2 separate regions of the Homo sapiens genome follow, and region 2 is linked to region 1. Evidence: chromatin loops called from intact Hi-C (ENCODE). Cell type or tissue: tibial artery. All regions are shown on one strand. Links, peaks and the distances in the headings refer to the core of each region. The heading gives the core; the rest is flanking DNA.

What was found. Hi-C counts contacts between places; a loop is a spot of excess contacts. Peaks named below come from ENCODE experiments on the same cell type or tissue, not always from the same donor. Only the 100,000 strongest peaks of a DNase experiment are listed, where the experiment ranks them.
Region 2: a loop joins it to region 1, with 6 times the contacts of the local background. A loop is called at or near these places in 90 of 110 quality-filtered maps.

What each region holds. Positions count from the first base shown.
Region 1 is chr6:100,478,180-100,481,101 of GRCh38, forward strand. No RefSeq gene overlaps it. Among named protein-coding and RNA genes, the nearest start is that of SIM1, 15 kb to the left of the region's middle. In tibial artery, for the core only: a CTCF peak has its summit at 1,467; no DNase peak of the experiment used is centred there.
Region 2 is chr6:100,115,283-100,118,204 of GRCh38, forward strand. No RefSeq gene overlaps it. Among named protein-coding and RNA genes, the nearest start is that of MCHR2, 120 kb to the left of the region's middle. In tibial artery, for the core only: a CTCF peak has its summit at 1,576 (motif pointing right); no DNase peak of the experiment used is centred there; H3K27me3 peaks cover 318 bases.

The DNA of each region.
Region 1 (2,922 bases), core at 199-2,698:
TTGGGCAAAGAAAATTCTCTCTATATCCACACTTACGTATCTACATATATGTAAATACTTAGGGATAAGCCTGGGATGATACATAGGAAAATCTTCAAAGGAGCAAGGAATGCATGGAAAAACACATTGTACCCTCTTTATACGTTTAAACAGGCACTCAATATTGTTTTAATTAAACACATTTAAATGAGTATACTATATCAAAAGTTTTTAAAAGTAGGGTAGAATAACTATTTCTTGCCAGGTGCGGTGGCTCACACCTGTAATCCCAGCACTTTGGGAGGCTGAAGCGGGCGGATCACCTGAGGTCGGGATTTCCTGACCAGCATGGAGAAACTCCATCTTTACTAAAAATATAAAACTAGCCGGGTATGGTGGTATATGCCTGTAATCCCAGCTACTCGGGAGGCTGAGGCAGGAGAATCTCTTGAACCCGGGAGGCGGAGGTTGCAGTAAGCCAAGATCGCGTCGCTGCACTCCAGCCTGGGCAACAAGAGCAAAACTCTGTCTCAAAAAAAAAAAAAAAAAAGAATTATTTCTCGTTAATAAAGTCTTTTTTTTTTCACTCTGTCACCCAGGTTGAACAGTGGTATGTAATCATAGTTCACTGCAGCATCAAACTCCTGGGCTCAAGTGAACCTTCTACCTTAGCCTCACTAAGCAGCTGGAACTGCAGATGTGAGCCACCAAGCCTGGCCACTGTAAATTAAAGTCTTCACTACTTTCCTTAGAGTCCCCAGGGGATCCTGACCCTCACTCTGGGAAACAACCCCCCTTTCACGATTAGGGAGTAAGTGTTGGTTAGCCAGGGTGAAGGGCAGAAATGAGAGAGTCCAAGGTCATTCTATTTACAAAGGCTCTGGAAGAACCACTGGGGCTTTCCTGTGAGTGATACACCCCAAAGAATTAGTTATTCCTACCCCCTAATCCTGGATCACTTTGTCACTTTCTGCCTTATGTTGAAGTAGCATAAAGTGGCAGACAGAGACAGTACCTGGACTCTAAGGAGCTGGGCTCCAGTCTGCCGCTCCCCTGGTGTCTCTGAGCCTCTGTTTTCTTATCTATGACATCGGGGACAACAGCAAAAGTCAGATGAGAGATGTTGCTGGAAGTGCTTTGCAGGTGGAAGGCTCCCAGCTGTCAGCACTCTCAAGGCAGGGATGTGTCTTTCCCACTCTAAACCAGGGTGTGCTATGTTGTAGGAACTCTGAAATGGATCCTGAATAAATGCATCTGGTGCAATTTCATGAGGTATTCTTGCAGATGAATCAGACTAAGTATCTTGTGAGATTATTACATGGTTTTTTTTTTCATTTAAAATTTTTGTGAGAGTGTTGTTTCTGGATCCATTTAGATTTCTTGTTTTCTTTCTTCAAATTTCATTTTCATCTCCATTCCAAGTGACATTTACTTGCAAGGGCACCCAAGGACAGAATGACAGCAGTACAAGTTTGCCACCTATAGGTGGACATTTTCATTACAAGTGTTTTTCTCTGACCCAGACAGTGGTCTAAAAACACAAACAAAACCCAAAAACTAACAAAAAACCAGTCATGCACAAAACACCCCTGTGACTTTCACTTCAACCTTACTCTTCACATGTTTGCTTTCATTATTCCCGTAAGTGTTGGTATGAATTAGGGTCACCAGCAATGATTTTTGTAACTACAAACTGGTATAACTTTTGCTCTATAAAGATTTGTCTTAAATGTTTTATTATATTTCCTGTCTGATCAAGGTAGATTGGATTTGACATAAATGTTCTATCTCTTCAGAAAATGAACAAAAAACAGATCTAGATCACTCTGCCTCACTGCATGTAATACAAGTAAAAGCATGGGCCTGTGCAGGTATAAAATGTGACACAGACTCTTGAGTAGTGCTGGCCAGTGGACGAAGGAACACAGGACTTGTTTTATATCTGAGCTCCATCCGATCATGTCCTGACACCTGAGCATCCATTTGCTCATCTATAAATTAAGTGCTGGGACTGAATTTTCTATGCAGTTCCTTCTAGCTCTAATAAGCTAAACTCGATGGGCTGAAGTAATTATAATAACAATGATTTCTAGCATTTATTAAGGTCTTACTAGCTGTCAGGCCTGGGCTAAGAATTATCTCATTTGATCTGCGTGGTAAACCTATTAAATAAGTGACACTATTACAAGTAAGAAAACTGAGACTGAGGGAAATTTAGTAACTTGCCCCAAATTATAAGAAAATATGTGCTATGGTCAGAAGTTGACCAGTGACTACCTACTGCGCCCATCATGACTTTAGGCGCTATAATATATATCCAGTGAGTGCCGTTCCCTTTCATATAGTCCCTTTGGAAGCCCACCCAGATATTCTAATAATATTGCCATTACTATGTTTGGATCACTGTTTTGGACACAAAGTAGCCCACACTGGTGGGCTATTTTTTTTTTCTAAGAGACAATGTCTTGCTCTGTTGCCCAGGCATGGCATAATCTTGGCTCACCCCAGCCTCAGCCTACTGGGCCCAAGTGATCCTCCTGCCTCAGTCTCTTGAAAAGCTGGGACTACAGGCACATACCACCATGCCCAGCTAATTTTTAAAATTTTTTGTGGAGACAGGATCTTGCTATGCTGCCCAGGCTGGTCTCTAACTCTTGGTCTCAAGCAATCCTCCCACTTTGCCCTCTCAAAATTCTGGGATTACAAGTGTGAACCACCATGCCTGGCCAAGGCGAGCTAATTTGAATAAAACAAAAAAGCTGGCCTTACTGATGTTTGGCCATCTCCAAAATAAGCAAATGATTAAGCCAACTGGTATTTTTCAATTTATCTACGTCCAATGTATGCTGAGCACGTAATTCTTCATACAGATGGAGACAAAGGCACAGGGTCTGTAAGACAGGATATGCTGTGGGGTGAAGATGTGGGGACTACCAAAGGTCA
Region 2 (2,922 bases), core at 193-2,692, 360 kb before region 1:
ATGTGCCTTGCAGTGATCCTGATGGACTCCTTCATGCGGCTGTCATTCTCCAATCAAAATGGTTTTGGACCCATCAAGTTTATCTACATTTTATGGGTCAATTAAGTGCCTACTGGGTAGCATTTTTGTAGTATGAGAATCAGCAACAAGAGAGAGCATATTTTTTCATGATTACATTTTCTGGAGGGAAAACTTAAAAGATGCCATTTTATTTTCCTATATGTAAAACTGTGTTTCCAATGGAAATGAATTTAGCAATCCAAGAGAGCTTTTGTAACTGCCAATAGAGTTCCAGGTTGCTTGGCAATGCAAATGAAGATCAGAAACCATCCCCACCCAACAAAATGAAAAACAACAAAAACAACAACAAACCAAGAAACCCCATATGTCTGTCATTCCAGAGATGCACAGTTGAAAGGAGCCCAGAATAAAGCTTTGAATGAGAAACAAAAAAATGTGAGGGCAACACATGAAATGTGTTTCATTTTTTTAAAGCAAAAACAAAATAAACAAAAACCAAGTTGTTAATGTATTATTTCCCATCAGAAGGGAAAATACCAATAATGGGTTTGAGGGTTGTGGTGCCAAGTTCTCTAGGGTTATAAACTAGACTGATGCAAAGCAGATGAAATTTCATCTGCGGCTTACAAATGAAAGCTTTTTAATGGGGAAATGGAACATTTCTGCCCCATAGATGTGCTGAGACCTCAGGTTCAATAGAAGTTCAAGTCCTCTTTTTCTCAGCATGCCAGAAGCAGGCACCTTGGTGAACATCAGGCTAAAGAATTCATGGAGAATGCACTAAAGGGTTAATGGAAAGGGCTTCTAAAAACCAAGGAATACCCCCCCGCCAAAAAAACCCAAATTAACAGTCTACTGTTTAAGATTATTTTTTAAAAATATATCAACCTAATGTACAAAGAACTAAAGCTTTAGCAAAGGGGACCAGTCAATAAAGAACACCTTTGGTGATATGTCACATTGTCTTTTCATCTGTAAATGATAATGAATTTGGCAACCATTTTGCCCCTTATTGCAAATTTAAGAATAGTATCCCATCCATTCCTAACTCCTGTTTTCTGAGCAGGATTTTTAGAGCGCTGTTGTCCTAACATACAGAATTAATGTTGAAAGAATTGGTAGAGTTTGGGAGAGTTGGAGAGGTTAGGGTTTTATAATTATTTTTCTTCGATTATGTCTATATTTTAAGTTATTTACTCATTTCATGTCAATTTCAACCTCGAGGAAATAAAAACCTTTTTTCTTTCTCTAGGCATTCTATATTGTTCATGGGAAGTGGAACTGTGTAAAAGGCTCATGTGAGTCTAAGCAGTTACCAGTGAGGAGAATACAAAAGGCCACCTCACCCCAGTGCCTGTGGCATCTGACACTAAAACATATGGCTGAAAAATGTAAAGTGCCATCAGTTACCAGGCTGCTTGTCTCCCTGTTCTGTGATATCCCAAACCAGAGAGCTCGGTTTCTTTACAGAGTAGAATGATTACGACCACTAGTCTGCCCTTGCTTGGTAAAGGCAAAACTCCAAATGGGCAGAAAAAATCCTCCAGGTGGCAGCACCTTCTTAGCTTTCAAATCCTCCTCTAGTGTGTTTTTAATTAGAACTAAAAATATAGTAACTACCAAAACCAAATTGATCCAGGAATAAACATTTATATGGTACCTCCAATCTGGAACTAGTCAAGATGTATTAAATTATTAATGATCTCTTCCAGCTTCTGACTATTGCTTGTTTTGACTTACATATTTAAATACTCCCTTGTAAGTAAATATGAAAGTTTATAGACTTAAAACAACATAGAGTTATAAGAATGAGGTCATAACCTGTGACTTCTGGATTAATGTAATTCATTGTGTCTGCTTGTTTCTCATTACCAACTAGCATTTCCAGTCCTTCATATCAGCCATGTTGTGCTGTTGTGACCATTGCTCTAATTTCTATGTCCTTATGCTTAAGCAAGAAACCATTACAGAAGCTTTGAGCCAAGGTAATAACAATAAAAAAGTGTTTTTAAGCCAGAAGCAGAAGGGGAGAAGGGAGTAACAGACATTCAGAAGGCTGGTGAAAGGTGAGCAAGACTTCCCCGGCAGAAAGAGCTTGTTTAGGGAAAATGGCATGGTGTTCTTTGAAAAGTCCTTTTTATTTTTGGCCTTAGCAAATGAACCTATGGAAAGCATTTACTAATTGGACATACAGTCAGATCAACCAGCAATCTTTCTGTAATGAAAGAAAATATAGGAAAGGTTAGCACTTTCCACAAACCCTAATCAGTCTCCTCTTTCTGTATTTGTCATTGAATGTCTCCACAACATCAAAAACAACTAGATGAAAAAGGAAATATTCAAAAGCTTGCTGGCTCTTCTACATACCAGTTTGATTTTTTAAAAACTGGATATACTGAATTAAATGAACTGACTTTGAGTAGCCATCATGTCAATGTTGTGTAGTCTCCGAGACAGTTAAGCCTATTTGAAGATGCTTATGATGTTCTTGTCTGTCTATCAATATTTTAGTCACCTAGACTCAGAACCTGAGATTTACTTATTAGTCACCCATTCAAACACCATCCACTGAATATTCACTGTGGCAGACACGATGCTGGGACCTGATCTTCAGCACTTCATTTTCTTCAAACTCTGTCAGATCGGTCCTTGCCTCATGTTTTCAGTTTTATTTTTTCTTTCTGATTCCGTGGACTCTACCCTAGACCTTAATCACTTAATGGGTATATTACTGTGAAAACCGTCCTCTAAATTTTCATGTTTGCAGATGCTCTTTCTTTGAGTCTATTCTACTTGCTACTGCTCCCAACTGGCATGATTCATTTCACTGATTGAAAAACCTACCATGACTATTTGTTTATAAGATCAATTGAAAAATTCCTGTTTCTAGGATTAAAACTT